Regions from separate parts of the Homo sapiens genome. Here region 2 is linked to region 1. A link is an interaction called in ENCODE POLR2A ChIA-PET data of the cell type or tissue named here. Cell type or tissue: OCI-LY7. All regions are shown on one strand. Links, peaks and the distances in the headings refer to the core of each region. The heading gives the core; the rest is flanking DNA. Region 1 has its middle 73 kb from the start of TUNAR. Region 2 overlaps LOC107984703 (a long non-coding RNA gene).

Region 1 (9,012 bases), core at 188-5,187:
AGAGGCAGATAGATGCTAAAAGGCTCTAGTTACTAAATAAGGAACACTTAAAATAAGCACCCATTGCTAATAGCTCACCCTTAAAAGAGAGAATATGACAAAGACTGCACGAAGACCAACTATGGGTCAGCACTCCATCGTCTTCATCATGACGACATGTACACAGTACTTACTATGTGTCAGGTGCTTGACCACACTCGCTAAATCTAGTTTTCATTTATACATCCATTATACTTTCTTCCATCTCCACCCTCTGCTCCCTTCTCTCACTTTCTGCTCCCCACAGGTAATCCTTTTTTATTCTTTTTGTTGGTCCGTTTCAGATTCACCATATCTATAGATAATCTATTTATTAGGGTGACTGACTTGGAGGCTTTCTCTATTGACTTCCTACTATGGAATTTAACCCTCTTTCCTTAGCTCCTATATCCACCACAGACACTTCCTGCCTTCATCCTTCCAACAGGGTCATGTGGTCATTTTATTTAGATCAGCAGCTTTGCATGATCATGACTATGTGAATATTCTACCTAGATAAGCCATGTAGTGTGGTGTGGTGGCCACAAAATGCACCCCTCCAGTGTCTTTCTGAAGGGAGTATAATAGACTAACAGCTCAGCTGCTGCCCCTCTGGGCCCATCATTACCTTCACAACAAGGCCACATCCCTGTGGCCCAGTGACTGAGCACAGGTCCATTCCTGCAAGACATGCAACTTCTCCAATTGGCCTCTTGGGTTGGAGACTCCCCTGTTGTCCTGGCTGCTCCTTTCTGGAAATTGCATTGCAGCCTGGGCTGTCCCCACCTCATCTTCCTCCCTTCCCTCCCTCCTGCACAGGGGCCAGCCCTGCACTGACTTCTACAAGTGCCGCTGCCTGTGTCTGGGCTTTCCCACTAGATCCTTCAAAGGTGTTTCCCCCAATCAATCTCTCCAACATCTAATCCCATCTTAGTGTCATTCTTATCAAACCTGTACTCATATATCTGGAGTCAATCATTGTCCCTCTCTCATACCCTGTTTATTTAGTTTTTTATTTGTCTGTTTGTTCATGGGCTTTATGTATGATAGCTAAAAGCTGAAAATAAACAAATGAATGGATAAATTAATAGTGGCATATTCAAACATCAGAAGAGTACTCAGAAAAAGAAAAGGCTGAACTACTCATACATTATTAATAAATCTCAAAGTAATTACACAAGACAAATAAAACCAGAAAATAAGAGGAGTAAACACTTTATGATCCAATCATATAAAATTCCAGAAAAGGTAAACATATATATTATAGGGCAAAATAAATAAATGGTTACCTGGACGCCTGGGAAGGATGAGGAGAGGGATTATAAAAGGACATGGTTTCACAGCTTCATCTGTATGTCAGAATTTGTCCAATTGTGTATGTCAAATATGTGCAGTTTATAACATGTAAATTATACCTTAATAAAGCTTTAAAAATTGGTTCAAGATAAAAATCTACATATCCCACTCTCAGGTTGTTTGTTTCGTTTTTTATGTGCTTATCACTATTCTATTCTGAACTCTCCTGGTATGTAAATCTTCTCCCAATGTGTGCAGACACACTAGGCAGTCTCACAATTGCACTGCATCTTACAGAAACTTCTCCTGGCTCCTTCTGACCTTTTCCAATCTGGGCTGGGCTCTCTCCACCTGCTGTGCAGCTGACCTCTTGGGATTTTCCTTACTATCATCTGGGGGTCTTCCTCTGTTGCACCCCCTCTTTCCTGTTTTTCATGCCTGGATCTCCTTTGACTCACCCTCATCTTGCTGTAGCACATCCTCCAGTAGTTTCCCACTGAAGGGTGGGATTACGCCTGTAATCCCAGCACTTTGAGAGGCTGAAGTGGGTAGATTGCTTGAACCCAGGAGTTCAAAACCAGCCTGGGAAACATAGCAAGACCTTGTCTCTACAAAAAAAAAAAAAAAAGAATAAATCTGAAAGTAAGATGGAAATTCTAAACCTGTCTTTCATCTATCCTCACACTTTAGCAAGAGTCTGGCTGGACACAAAATTCTAGATGGAATCATTTTCCTTCAGAGTCTGGAAGGCTCTGCTCCCCTGTCTTTTGTGTCATGCAGTGCTGGAGTTCACAAGCCTTTTCTCCCTTTGGAAAGAAAATGGAATTCCTCCTTCCCCCCCGCATCCTGAAAGCTCATGGCCATGTGCCTCCTGTGGGTGGGTCTGTTGTCCTCCCTTGCTCTGTGCTCAGTGAGTCTTTCCAGACCAGCAACTTGGCTCCTTCAGTTCCAGGAAAGCAACTTGAATTCTTTATGGGTGAATTCTTCCTTTCTCTTTCTTCTCTTCTCCTTCTTTGCAGCTGCTTTTACTTGGATATTGAATGTCCTAATCTGGTCCTCACATCTTCTCATCATTTAGCTCCCATTTTCTCATCTCTTTGTCTCTCACTGTACTTTCCATGAGATTTTTCAACTTTATCTGGCTACTTTTCTTTTTTTTTCTTTTTTTGAGACAGGGTCTCACTTTGCCACCTGGGCTAGAGTGTGGTGGCACAATCAATGCTCACTGCTCACTGCAGCCTCAATCTCCCAAGCTCAGGTGATTCTCCTACTTCAACCTCCCAAGTACCTGGGACTACAGGCATACACCACCACGCCTGGCTAATTTTTTTTTTTTTTTTTTTTTGCAGAGACAGGGTCTTGCTATGTTGCTCAGGCTGGTCTTAAACTTCTGGGCTCAAGTGATCTGCCCACCTTAACCTCTCATAGTGCTGGGATTACAGGCAAAAGCCACTGTTTCTGGTCTATCTTGCTACCTTTTAATTGATTTTTTAAATTTCTGCTATCTTTTTTTTAATTTTCAAGATTTTTTTTGGTCTTGGAATAGTCCTTTTTATAGCATATTCTTTTTTTTTGAAGCATTCTTCTCTATAAAAGAATATATTAATAATATTAATTGTTAAGAATAGTAAGAATAATGTACGTGAAGTTCAGTCTACCGGAATAGCTTCTGCTTCTTTCAAGTCGCTTTTTTTTTTTTTTTTTTTTTTTTGAGACAGAGTCTTGCTCTGTTGCCCAGGCTGGAGTGCAGTGGTGCAATCTACAGGCATGTGCCACCACGCTGGCTAATTTTTTTGTAGTTTTACTAGAGACGGGTTTCACCATGTTGGTCAGGCTGGTCTTGAACTCCTAACCTCAAATAATCTGCCCATCTCGGCCTCCCACAGTGCTGGGATTACAGTCAAGTAGCTTTTTGTTTGTTTTGATAGCTTTTGTGTTAAGTGCATTCCCAACATGTCTTAGCTGTTCAGTAGTATTTACAACTAGTTATTGAGAAGGTAACTAGCTATCTGGGCAAGGTGGCTGGGGGAGCTTGTTATCTGTAGTTATGTTGGGTGATCTGACTGACTATTTCCTTAGGCAATTCCAGATCTTGGTATCTTTGACACTTTTCTTTTTAGTTAGTGAAATTTCCTACAAAAGACTCCTAATCTCTTTCTGGATGTCAATAGACTGTGCAGAATTCATTGTCCATGATCAGCATTTTCAACTTTTAGCAGAGTCCAGCGCTCTTCCAGAGCAGACCCTATTTACAACCCCCTCCTCTATACGAAAAAATTATTCCCAGTAATAATCATGTAAGAATCAGCATTAATCACTTCTTTATTTCTTCTTTAGTTTTAAAACAAACTGTTAACATAACAGATGGATAAATTTTCATTTTAATTATATTATGCAGATTCAGTAAAGTATTTTATGTAAGAACTAAAATCTGCATTTGCCAAACCAAAGTACTGCACTCAGTTCACACTCTGATTTACTGATTTAAATTTTAAGCATTCATGAAATTCCAAGCAGTCACATGGAATGCCAAGCGTGAAATAATGCAAATTCTACTTCTTTGTCTTTGCATTCACAATCTCTCATTGTTGCAATCTTCTTTACAAATGCAGGAATTTGCCGCACCCCAGGGATTGGACCCAGGTCACAACCAAGGAAGCTGCACAAGATCTGAAGTGTTAGCCATCTCCTCTCAACCAAATGCATGTGCTGAGTCCTCATATGCTGGGGTTCTTGCAAATAACTTCCATGTAGAATAAAATGCTTATTAAAGGGTCAGTAATAAAATGTGCTGTTTTGAAGCGTACATCTATACATACTTTTTTATTTTTTGAAAAAGGGTTTTGCTGTGTCACTCAGGCTGGAGTGCAGTAGCCCAATCATGGCTCACTGCAGCCTCAAACTCCTGATTTCTAGTCATCCTCCCACCTCAGCCGCCTGAGCAGCTGGGACTACAGACATGTGCCACCAAGCCCAGCTATTTTATTTTATTTATTTATTTATTTTGTAAAGATAGGGGTCTCGCTATGTTGACCAAGCTAGTCTTGAACTCCTGGGCTCAAGCAATCCTCCCACCTTAGCCTCTCAAAGTGGTGGCATTACAGGTGTGAGTGTGCCCAGCTGACATCTGTATTATTGAAACTCAAGAGTAACCACACAGTTATTTAGAATATAGACCAACAAGATATTTTTCAGGGAGGAATACTTTATCACAATATTGTTCAGAATTACCAGCACATGGTGATAATAAAAAAACTTGGCTTTTTATTGTTGTAAAATGTACATAACATAAAATTTATCATTATAACCATTTCTGTTTCTGGAGATGAAGTTTTGTTCTGTTCTTCAGACTCGAGTTCAGTGGTGCAATCATAGCTCACTGCAACTCCAAATTCCTGGGCACAAGTGATCTTCCTGCCTCACCCCCCTGAGTAGCTGGGACTACAGGCATATGCCACCACTTTCAGCTAATTTATTTTTTGTTTTTTATTTTTATTTTTTTTGACAAAGTCTCACTCCATTGCCCAGGCTGGAGTGCAGTGGCACAATCTTGGCTCACTGCAACCTCTGCCTCCTGGGTTCAAGCAATTCTCCTGCCTCAGCCTTCTGTGTAGCTGGGATTACAGGCGCACGCCACCATGCCTGGCTAATTTTTTTTTTCTTTTTTTTTTTGTATTTTTAGTAGAGACAGGGTTTCACACCATGTTGGCCAGGCTGGTCTCGAACTCCTGACCTCATGGTCTGCCTGCCTGGGGCTCCCAAAATGCTGGGATTACAGACATGAGCCACCGCACCTGGCCAATATTTTTATTTTTTGTAGAGACAGGATCTTACTTTGTTGCTTTGGCTGGTCTCAAACCCCTGGCGCCTAGTTATCCTCCCATCTCTGCTTCCCAAAGTGCTGGGATTACGGGCATTTTCACCATTTTTAAGTGTACAGTTCAGTGGCTCTAAGTACATTCATACTGCGGTGAATCACCACCATCGATCTCCAGAACTTTTTCTTCATTGCAAACAAAACCCTGTACCCATTAATACACTAACTCCCCCTTTTCATCTCTCCCTAGTTCCTGATAACCTCCTCTCTACTTTCTGTCTCTACAATTTTGACTACTCTAGGTATCTCACATAAGTGGAATCCTACACTATCTGTCCTTTTGTGACTGGCTTGTTTCACTTAGCGTAATTCTTCAAGGTTCATCCATGTCGCAGCATGTGTCAGAATATCCTTCCTTTTTAAGGCTGAATAATAACCCGTTTTATGTGTACACCACTTGTATGTGTACACCACATTTTATTTATGGGCTCTTGGGTTGCTCCCATTCCTGGCTATTGTGAGTAACCACTACTATGCACATAGGTATACAAATATCTCTGTGAATCCCTGCTTCCACGTCTTTCGGGTATATACCCAAAAGTAGAATTTCTGTACTATATAGTAATCCTATGTTTAATTGTTTGAGGAGTCACCATGTTCTTTTCCACAGCAGTTGCAGCATTTTACATTCCCACCAGCAATGCACAAGGATTCTGATTTCTCCATGTCCTTGCTAACACTTGTTATTTTCTGTATTTTTTTTTTTTTTTTTTGAGACGGAGTCTCGCTCTGTCACCCAGGCTGGAGTGCAGTGGCAACAATCTCGGCACACTGCAAGCTCTGCCTTCCGGGTTCATGTCATTCTCCTGCCTCAGCCTCCCGAGTAGCTGGGACTATAGGCATCCGCCACCACGCCCGGCTAATTTTTTGTATTTTTATTAGAGATGGGGTTTCACCATGTTAGCCAGGATGGTCTCGATCTCCTGACCTCATGATCCGCCCGCCTCAGCCTCCCAAAGTGCTGGGATTACAGGCGTGAGCCACCGCGCCCAGCTTCTGTATTTTTTTTTTTTTTTTAAATAATAGCCAGCCTAGTGAGTGTGAAGCGACACACTGACTTTTCACCAGTTGTATAATTTTTGGGAAGTTCTCTACAGACAAAATGTGACTTTGCTACCTCCACCCAAGACAGACCCTTCCACTGACTGCCCTTGGTACTTCTCGGGCCTCCAGGATGTAGCGTTTTCCAGCATTGTGCCCTTGGTACCCCAAGCCCAGAGCCTCTCTCTTTATCTTCTCCCGGGAATAAGGTTCCCACCCCTCTGCTGGAGTGGGAAAGGGGCATGCCCAGTAGCATGAAGTGGCTGAGGAAGCTGGAAGTCTAACTGCTTTTTGAACTTTCAACCAATCCTTCTGTTTCTAGCCCCAAATCACTTCCACTTCCAAAACTACCGTGCCACCAGGTCCAGAGCCTGTAAGGCGTTCGGTGATGCTCATCCATTGCTTCTCATCCCCATTTTGACTTAGGATTTAATGCCTCCAATCTGCTCAGTCAGTTACCACGCATCCATCTGCTTTCCAGCCTGCAATTGCAGATTCCACATCTGCTGCTCCCTCCTCTCCTTCTCTCTTTGGCCTTAAGGGTCTAAGCCTTCTTAAAAATTCCTTTGTTGTCATTTGGATGGGGTTTCAGGAAGGAGTAAAGCTAAAAACATGTGTTCAATCTTTCATCTTCAAAAAGCCTCAACTAAAGTTTAATATGCATTACTTTACTTAAATTGTACTATTATAAATGAAATTAAACATGAGGATCTGAGCTGTGGTAGAGGTGGAGGGGCATGTGGAAGTTCAGGGAGGGCCCCCAGTGCAGCAAAGGGTATCTCCAAAAGCTCCTCAAGGAGGTAACATATGAGCACATGAACTGAGCTGTGAAGGCAGAGTAGGAGTTTGATTCATTTTACACCTGTTCTGTGCTGAGAACAGAAGCATAAAGTTTTAATAATTCATTGTCCATCTACCCAAACTAACACTTAGCTGCTCTCACCATGTGCCAGACCCCAGGAAAATGCTGGTGAGTCCTCAGCACATGCAACCAGCCCCGGGGTCTCCCCTGTATCCTTGGCTCTCCGAAACTGCCCCACCCAGAAGCCATCTGCTTTCTATGATCTGGCATCACCTCACCCTACTTCCAAATGCTGGTAAATCTCCCAGCCTCACCTAAACGTTCAAGCAGCCTATCTGTAACCCAATCTTTGTGAAATTGTTGGAAAGTCCCTCCCTCCTTCTCCAAGAATGGAAGGTTACATAAAGGTCGTGCAGAAGAACTTGGATGAAACAGAGAGATTGTGCAGAATTCATTGTTGATGGCAGCCAGGCTGGGGACAGATAATCCTAGGGAAAGCATCAGAACTGACTTGAATCTCTGCCCACAGAGAGGGGATCCAGAATTCAGAGTATGACCTTGAACAAAATTTCAGTCTGCTCCTGGACTGAAGACCAACAGCACATAATTAATTGGAAGTGAGGTCCTTATGAGTGACAGGTTGGCAGTGATTAATTATCTTAATATTTGCTCTGGGTTCTGAGGATGTGCAAAGTGATTAAAGAGGGGTTTTGGAAACAGTGACTTGTTTGTTCTCTGTCCCCTAATTGTTTGCTAAATGATTCACCATAATTACATGTAACGTCTCCCTGCTCCCCCAGGTAATACTTGCATAATATGGAAACAAAACTGAAATTTCTAAAGTACAAACACAGCAAGGTCTGGGGGGTGGGCTGAGAAGCTCCAGAAGGCATCATGTATGGGACCTGATAATCCAAGCCTCCGATCTTGTACATTGCTCCAATTTGTAGACACCTGAATTGTAGCTCACGCAGAGCTGTGGAGCAGTATTGTTTCACAGCAGGATATGGAGGGGGTGATTAAGAGGTGAGATTGGGGTTAGGCAAGGAGTTAACCTCAGTGCCATCAGGAGACTGAAGTTCTAAACCTACTGTTGCCACTTCGTGTGCAGGAAAATAATCTGAGGCACAGAGAATCAGATTGAGCCATCATGGGTCTTCCTAAGCTGAATGCTCTGATCCAACCCCAGCCTCCTCAGCCTCAGGCCCCCAGGCTTCTCTGCACAAACAGGAGAAACAAGTCCTGGACCTGCCGTCCTCTTCTGATGGGCAAGGGGAGAGCCACCACCTCTCACTCACCCTCCAGCGCCCACCTCTTGCCCATCCCAGCCATTAGGATGCTTGGCTAAGAAGAGATCAGCTGATTGGGGTGGGGAGTATCAGGGAGCATCGAGATAGATGTTGGGGCTTCCAAATTCCCAGAAACCCCCATCCTGATTTCAGCACTCCTTTACCAGTCAGTACCAAGGACAGCGACTATTGCTTCTGGTTCCAGAAAACACAATACAAAGATTCAAAGGTATGAGATCCAGGAGGGCCTGAGAGGTGGTGAAGTCTAGCCTGTCCCCTTACAGGTGAGGACACAGGCCCAGAGATCAGAGGGTATTTTCCAGCACCAAGCTAAGCCCAGGTACTCAGGCAGGCAGGATCTCATGATTCACACTGCGTGCTGCACCTGGGATGCTGCCACGCTGCCTGGACTCTGGGCTCCTTGGAGGAAGGGGCTGGACATAACTCATCTGTGTCCCCACAACCCAGTCCAGGGCCAAGCACAGAGGAGATGCTTAGCGTACACGGGTTTAACTTATCTGTAAATCCAAATCCTCCCAGGCACATCCCCATAGGCCCAGGCCAAGGAACACCTCCCCTGGGAAGACCACCTTGTCAATGGTGGAGAAAGTGCCTGCAGCTTAGAGCTGGTATCACCATTTCACATGAGCAAACCTTCTGTGTGTTATTGCTGCTTTCTTCCCAACTAT
Region 2 (7,627 bases), core at 1-5,000, 210 kb before region 1:
GGTAGCTGGAAGGGGGTATACGTTGAAGGATAATGGAGGTGTTAGTTATGATCTCCTTTCTTGAGCTGGGTGCTGGTCACACAGGTGCATTTGTGAACATTCACCATGCTGCATACTCAAAATACTTGCACTTTGCTGTGTGTCTATTATACTTCAGTTAAAGGGTTTTTATTATCAACATTAAAATTAATGTCTTTGGTGAAGCTTCTGAGTACTTTGCCCACTTATGTATTGGGTTGTTTGTCTTTTCATGTTGATTTGTAGAAGTTCTTTATATATTCTGAATAATAGTCTTTGACACATGTACTGCAAATATCTTATACTACTTCGTGGGTTGCCTTTTCATCCTTTTAATGGTGTGTCATGATGAGCAGTTAAATAATAAAGAGAAGTTGTCTGAAATGCTGACCATCAAGAACCAAAGGGGCCAGGTGTGTTGGCTCATGCCTGTGATCCTAGCACTTTAGGAGGCTGAGGAGGGAGGATTGCTTGAGGCCAGAAGTTTGAGAACAGTCTGAGTGAGACCCCATCTCTACAAAATTAAAAAAAAAAAAAAAGGCTGGACACGATGGCTCATGCCTGTAATCCCAGTGCTTTGGGAGGCCGAGGTGGGTGGATCACTTGAGGTCAGGAGTTCAAGACCAGCCTAACCAACATGGTGAAACCCCATCTCTACTAAAAATATAAAATTAGTCGGGTGTGGTGTTCATGCCTGTAATCCCAGCTACCTGGAAGGCTGAGGCAGGAGAATCATTTGAACCTGGGTGGCGGAGGTTGCAGTGAGCAGAGATTGTGTGCCATTGCACTCCAGCCTGGGCGACAAGTGAGACTCTGTCTAAAAAAAAAAAGGAACTTAGCCAGGCATAGTGGTGTATGCCTGTAGTCCTAGCTACTGGAAAGGCTGAGGCAGGAAGATCACTTAAGCCCAGGATTTCGAGGCTACAGTGAACTATGATTTCACCACTGCACTCCAGCCTTGGCTTCCTGAGTGAATGAGACTCTGACTCAAAAAAAAAAAAAAAAAAAAAAGAAAGAAGAAAGCCACACACACACACACACACACACACACACACACACACACACCAAAAAAAAAAAACAAAACAAAACAGGATGAACACAGGCTTAGATGCTATGAAAGTTTGGAGTAGAAGTGGTTGGTGTGGCCTGGAGAGGTCCCAGGGGTCTTCTTGGATAGGAGCATTTAAACAGCCTTGAGGGCTTTTGATGAAGGGAAGAAGCCCTTTGGCTCTATGTAAAAAAATAACCTTTGAAAAATAGGTTGATGATTATAACTGGTTCTTTCGATGCAGGGAAATTTCTGACCAGCCTCGTGTAATTTTGAAGAAAATGATTAAAAAGAAATTTCAGTGTGATGTGGTAGGTACAGAGAGAAGCATACTTTCCTCTGTGAGCCTAATAAAGTTACTCACTTCTCTGAGCTGCAGTTTCTGCATCTGTAAAATGAAAAATAATGCCTCTTCAGAGGGTTATGAGTGTTAAATATGATGGTTGGCATGAAACTGTTAGTGTGGAAAAAAAGAACCCTAGACAGCCTTTATTAGTCCCTAAATAAACAGTGTATTGTATATCGGGTTTAACCATAGCAAGCCTTTTCTAGATCTCCCACCTCCAAGAACCTGTGGGTGACATTGATAAATATATAAACAGCTAACTTCAGGCTTCCGCTCTCCAGATTGGAACAGTTGTTCATCAGCACAAAGGCTGAGGGTGTTGGTGCTGGGATGATTCACAGAGAGAAGTGGAGTGGGTCTATGGTCATTATGCAGTTTATTACTTAATTCCCTTTGGCTGCTCCATGCCCTGCCTAGAGATGAAGCAGCACTTTTATTTGAGGACAAGAAGCTGGCTCACAGTGGGTTTGTGTGTCCCCCATGCCAAATGTGCTTGCTTTGTCAGACTCTGCAAGGTTGCTCCCTCCTGCTGAAATCCTGGAGGTGCAATGTCATGAGTTACAGGAATCCCAGGATACAGGAGATGGAGAATGAACTCAAAACCTTTACTGCCAAATTTGCTGCTCCTTGGGATTGTACCACCTCTTTCCTGGTCTCCTGGTAGCAGCCTCATATTAGACTTAATTATGCTAAATTATTTAGGCTAAATTATCTCCCTGTACCTAGACTCTTCTTATCATGCCCTCTACCAAGTAAGATCTTCTACAACAGGAATCTGAACAGGGCACTGCCCTGGGGATAAAGTGCCAGCTCCAGGGCAGACTATACAAGTTTCTCTGAGATCTGGCCTTGTAGAGTGCTGGAGGCAGAGAGACCATCAGGATGGTTGTTGTGTCCTGAGAGAGGGACGATGGTGGTTCAAACAAAGGCAGTGGCAGCCGGGAGGTAAGAAATGAGCTGCTGAAAAAACTATTAAGGAAGTAGAATCAATAGGAAGTAAAGAATAATCTACAGGAAGTAAAGTCAAATCAACAGGAAGTAAGGTTGAATCAATAGGAAGTAAAGAAGAGTCTGCAGGAAATAAAGTCAAATCAACAGGAAGTAAGGTTGACTCAACGGGAAGTTGAGTAAAATCAATGGGAAGAAAATCAGCTGATTGTTGTGTGTGTGTGAGTGTGTGGTTGAGGGCTAGGCAGGGGGATGAAGAAGGGAAAGGAGGAGTAGATTTTCTTCCCAGATGCTTTCCTGGAAACAGTGTGGTTGGGGATGCTATTTACTGTAATGGGAGCATAGTGAGAGAAGCAGGTTTTCTTAACCTGCCCCCACCATCCCCTACCCCTGGCCCCCCAGCACCCCAGCCACAGAACCTGAGAGAAAAGTTCACAGTGGGGTTGTTTAGTTGAGAATGTAATGCCAGAAATCAGGAATGAGGGCCTTGGGAGGTGAAATGGGAAGGAGAGACCCAAGGCAAGGAGACATTATTCAACTGGCCACCACCATGAGTGACTGGTTGCTCAATCCCATGGAACTTCTGAGTCACTTTATGAAACGCATCTCAGGACTGTCCTCAGATGATGAAAGTGGAAGGAAGGCATTAGCTCCTATCCCTGTTGGCCCAAAGCTGCCCATAGAGTTAACATCCTACACTTTTGATTGCATGGATCTGAGGGCCCAGGAGTGTGACACCCTGAGAGAAGCCCAGGGGTAGGGCACAAGAGACATACAGCCCTAACCTGAGAAAAGGCACTGCCAAATGGCACCTGCGCAAAGCCAGTTGAAGCTCGGTGGAACAGGCCATCACAGCAGTGGCTGGAAAGAGATGGCGTAGAGGGCAAGAGCGGTGGACTCCATCTCAGAGAGCTGTGTGAGAGTGATCCAACATCCAGTTCAGAGATGAATGTACTAAAATATAAAATGATACCTGAACTTGAGAAGCCCACAATCTTGGAAGGAGGACATTTAAACACAAGTTACACAGCAAGGTGGGGAGAGTGCCGTTGCTGCTAATTGCTGTGAATATAAATATCTATTTACTTTTACGGGGCACTGCTTTAAGTATATGCTTTACTGTAAATTCTCTCATTTAATTCTCACAGCCATCCTATCAGGAGTTAATATTATCCCCAGTTCACAGATGAGGACATGGTGATACATTGTCCAGAGTCATAAGCTAGTAGGTGGTACAGCCAAGATGCAAACTGTTTAAACCCTTTGGAATGATCAAAGGAAGTAGATACTGGATCTGATGAGTTGGAGGGGGCAGATCAGCCATGAGTTGGTTATAATGACACTCCTTTGTATATAGTTAGTGCCATTTTTGCAAAGGCATTTACAAATATGGTTTAATTGATACTAATAATACAAGGCAGGAGTCATCGTTGTCATCTTTATTTGATGGAAGAGGAAACAAAAGCACAGAAAGGTGAAGCATCTTTACCCAGATCATTCAGAGGATCAGCAGTGGGGCCACTGCCGGCCACTGGGCAGCTGATGGCTAGTAAATCTCCCTTCTGCACTCTGCTTTGGAAGAAGGATGACCAGAAAGGCCTGGGCCCATTGGCATTCCAGCACTGTCCTCAAGTGAGTCAGGTACCACTATACAGACTCAATTTTACCTTCGGTAATTTCCTCCTTCTGTAAAGATTTATTTTAGGCTATAGGGGGGCAAAAGGATTCCTCACAGTTAAAAGCATTTGCCGCTCATACCAATGTCCACTATGATCTTCACCCTGATTCTGGACATGGAGGGAAAGGTTTGTTTCCTTTAGACCACATCTCCTGGGCCGGCCATGGGAGATGGTGACAGAAGCTTGTGACAGAAGCTACATTCTAGAGAGCTGAGGATATTTGAAGATATGTGAGTCAAAAGTGGGAGTAGAGAGCCTGGCCCAGGGCAGGTGGGCCAGGCCTGAAGTGAGACCATGAAATAGACAAGCCCACAGAATCACCCCAAGAACCAGGGGGACAAGGGTGTGGCGGGAGGACACTGTCCCTACCTCTGAGGATGGAGTTTGAGGTCTGTCTTTTCAGCCTGCTCACAGCAGAGGCCCTGAGGACTCATTTCCTGGCTCTGAGCCCCACTTTTCCTGTTTGGCTTATTGGTTAAAGGTGTGGACTGTGGAGTCAGCTTCATGTGGGACTGACTCCTCCACTAGCTGAGGGGCCTTGGACAAAGCACCTAACGTCTCACTGCTTGGTTTCCCCTCTGTAGATAGGAGATGTTGATAAGGGCAGTCAGGAGGATTGGATGTGTTACCTTAGGCTGAGTGCTGAGGAAGAGGCCTAGTGTACAGGGCATTGAGAAGTCACGTCTGAAATATGAGACATCACTCAGCCTTGCCCCGAGGCTGTTGTGAGATCAAATGAACACTGTAAACTGCAAGGCAGGCAAGGCAGGCAAAGCTACCACGTGGGAGACACTCATGCTCCTCTACACGGAGCCCTCCCCTTTTAAAACCTGCCCTCCAAAGAGGCTCTGGAATCAGCCTTTTGAGCCACACTCCCTGTCATCCAGCTCTCAGCATACTTCCTCCAGCCTCCACACCTGCCACCTGCCACCTTTCTCCTTGGGATCCCCTCTGCCCAGGCCAGCTGTGCACGGAACCCACAACCATGAGCTGCCGGCCCTGGCTCTTGACCACCAGGCTCAACACCCTCCTTTGACCAAAACACACAGTGTGAGCCTGTCTGGGGCCCCACTCACTCAGGACTCTAACATTAGAGTCCTCTGATGCTTGTCTTAGTCCAGAGACCGAACCGTTCATCTTTGTATTCTCTGAAGTGCTGAGATCAGTGCCAGACCCAGAAGAGATGGTTCAGAAACAGTAATCATGATAGTGTGTGTGTGTGTGTGTGTGCGTGTGTGTGTGTGTGTTGGAGAGGGTGGTATGCACAAGGAGCTAGGCTGCATGTAATCCTCTCAGCAGCCCTATGAGTTGCGGACAATTAATATCTCTATTTTATAGGGGAGGGTACTGAGTCATGCACAGGTAAGTGACTTGCCCACAGTCCTACAGGTAAGCAAGAGAACAGAGATTCCAGCCTAGGCAGTCTAGCCCTCAGAGTTGTGCTTTAACCTCCAGCATGTGTGGCCACTCTGGATGAATGGGCATTGGGCTGGATGTTGGATTGGGATTGGATTGGTGGGACATATTGCCCATAGCAGCTCATCAAGCAAGATTTTTGTTGTCCTAACTCCCACCCCCACCTCCACCCCACCCTCTGAGTTATTCTGCAGGCAATTTGACCCCAAGGGGACCCTAAAATGTACTGTAACCCCAATTTGACCCCAAAGGATATTATTGATTTTACTACTCTCTGCAGATGGAGCTGACACATCTGACTACTCTTCCAAGGACTTGGAGCCTATTTTTCCTGGAAGAGTGGATGCATTTGCTGTGAGTCTTACTCAGCTCCTTGGTCCAGTTGCCTTCCAGTGTGGCATAAGGGGTCCAGACTGTGTCCACTGCCCTCAGATACCCATATCTACCTCTGGAGGAGCCAGAAGAAATTACTCTGCACCAGATCCTGGGGGCAGAGGATGGAGAGGATGCTTAAGAAGAATCAAAATGTACCCACCCAAACCCTCTGGAGGTGCTTAAGAGAGAAGCCATTGGAATCACACCTATTGCTTCCTGGCTTGTAATCTTGGGCAATTTGGCTGGCGCCTCCCAGGGTCTTAGCTTCCCCATCTATGACTTGAGATGATTCCTAAGGTTGTTGTTTTTAGTAGCCTTTGAGCCCCATTGTTCTGTCTTCTGACCTTGCATTGGCTCTTAGATCCCCAGGGCCCTTTCCCTTTTCTGTCTGCAAAGGTAGGTAGCACAGCTGGCTGGCTCTTCAATGCAATGTGCACTGCTACAGTGAGGACCCTGGACAACACCTTTCATTGCACTAAATAGCATCACAGTTTTTTTTTTGTTTAATTTATTTATTTATTTATTTTTTAAGAGGAGCATAAAAAAGTATAAGTACCTTGGCAGGATGTTGACTTTGCCTTCCTAATTAAATCTAGGGGAGAATCCTTGTGGAAAAGATGCCAGCAAAATGTATCTCTGAAATTAATTATGATAGCTGAATCAGCATTGGATGAGCAATATCTTTCCTCTTATCTTCCTCTGACTTGGATGATTTTAAAAATTCAGTTATTCATTCTCTCAGCAAACACTTACCATGCTTTTGGGCACTGTGGTTAAGCACTGGGGATTTGGAGATAATAATAATCAGGATGCCTGGCGTTGGGTGCCAGAAGCTAGAGGAGGCATTCTTCATGCATCATCTTATTTAATCCTAACTCTATGAAGCAGGTGCTCTCACTACCCCCATTTTTACAGATGAAGAAGCAGGATGAACACGATTAAGTAACTTATCTAACATCACCAATGGTCAAAGGCAGACCCTAGATTCAACCCAGTTATTCTTCAGCAAGTTGGTAGGGGAACTCCTTACGCTTTCTTTGAAATGGAGCAATTGCCATTTTCTCATTCTTATGCAGTGTGTCAAAACCACTCTAGAAACTCTTTTATTTTTATATCAGGAGTGCAACAGTACTCTTTCTGGGCAGTTATAGCCTCAAGACAAATCTCCTAGCACCCCCTCTTAGTCTAACTGCCATCCCTAAGTCTCTTCTGTCAAGTAAGTCTGTGGCAACCCCCGTAGAGAGACAAAGAGTAAATGCATTAGTGCATCAAAATCTCCCATGTGTTGAGATAAAGGTCTCTATAACATATAAGGCAGACACAAAGGAGAGTCAGCTCCACTTAAGATGATGGCCTGGGCACAAAACTTATGTTAGTTCATATAGGTAACATCAGCTGCTGTAACAACTAAAGTCCCAAGTTCCAGTAGATTAACAAATGCAAATTGATGTCTCAGTCCATTGTGGGTATGATGGCTAATTTTATGTGTTGACTTGACTGGGCTAAGCCATGCCCAGATAGCTGGTTAAATATTATTTCTGGGTGTAGGTGTGTCTGGAAGGTTGTTTCTGGAGAGATTCTCATTTGAATCAATAAAGAAAATTGCCTTCACCAATGTGGGTGGGCACCATCCAATCTGTCCAGGGCCCAAACAGAACAAGAAGGTAGAGGAAGGGTGAATTTGCTATCTCTATTTGAGCAGGGACATCCATCTTCTCCTGCCCTCAGACATCAGCACTGTAAGTTCTTAGGTCTTTGGATAGACCAGGACTTACACTATCAGCCTCCCAAGTTCTG

What was found. ChIA-PET counts read pairs that join two places held together with the same protein. Peaks named below come from ENCODE experiments on the same cell type or tissue, not always from the same donor. Only the 100,000 strongest peaks of a DNase experiment are listed, where the experiment ranks them.
Region 2: POLR2A ChIA-PET joins it to region 1 with 6 read pairs; 2 of 35 experiments call an interaction of 5 or more read pairs at or near these places.

The regions. Positions count from the first base shown.
Region 1 is chr14:95,944,865-95,953,876 of GRCh38, forward strand. No RefSeq gene overlaps it. Among named protein-coding and RNA genes, the nearest start is that of TUNAR, 73 kb to the left of the region's middle. RefSeq lists enhancers at 2,079-2,928, 2,929-3,777, 3,778-4,627. In OCI-LY7, for the core only: no CTCF peak of the experiment used is centred there; no DNase peak of the experiment used is centred there.
Region 2 is chr14:95,736,617-95,744,243 of GRCh38, forward strand. The region is part of intron 2 of LOC107984703 (a long non-coding RNA gene); the gene reads left to right. Among named protein-coding and RNA genes, the nearest start is that of TCL1A, 26 kb to the left of the region's middle. In OCI-LY7, for the core only: no CTCF peak of the experiment used is centred there; no DNase peak of the experiment used is centred there; H3K4me3 peaks cover 605 bases; H3K27ac peaks cover 432 bases.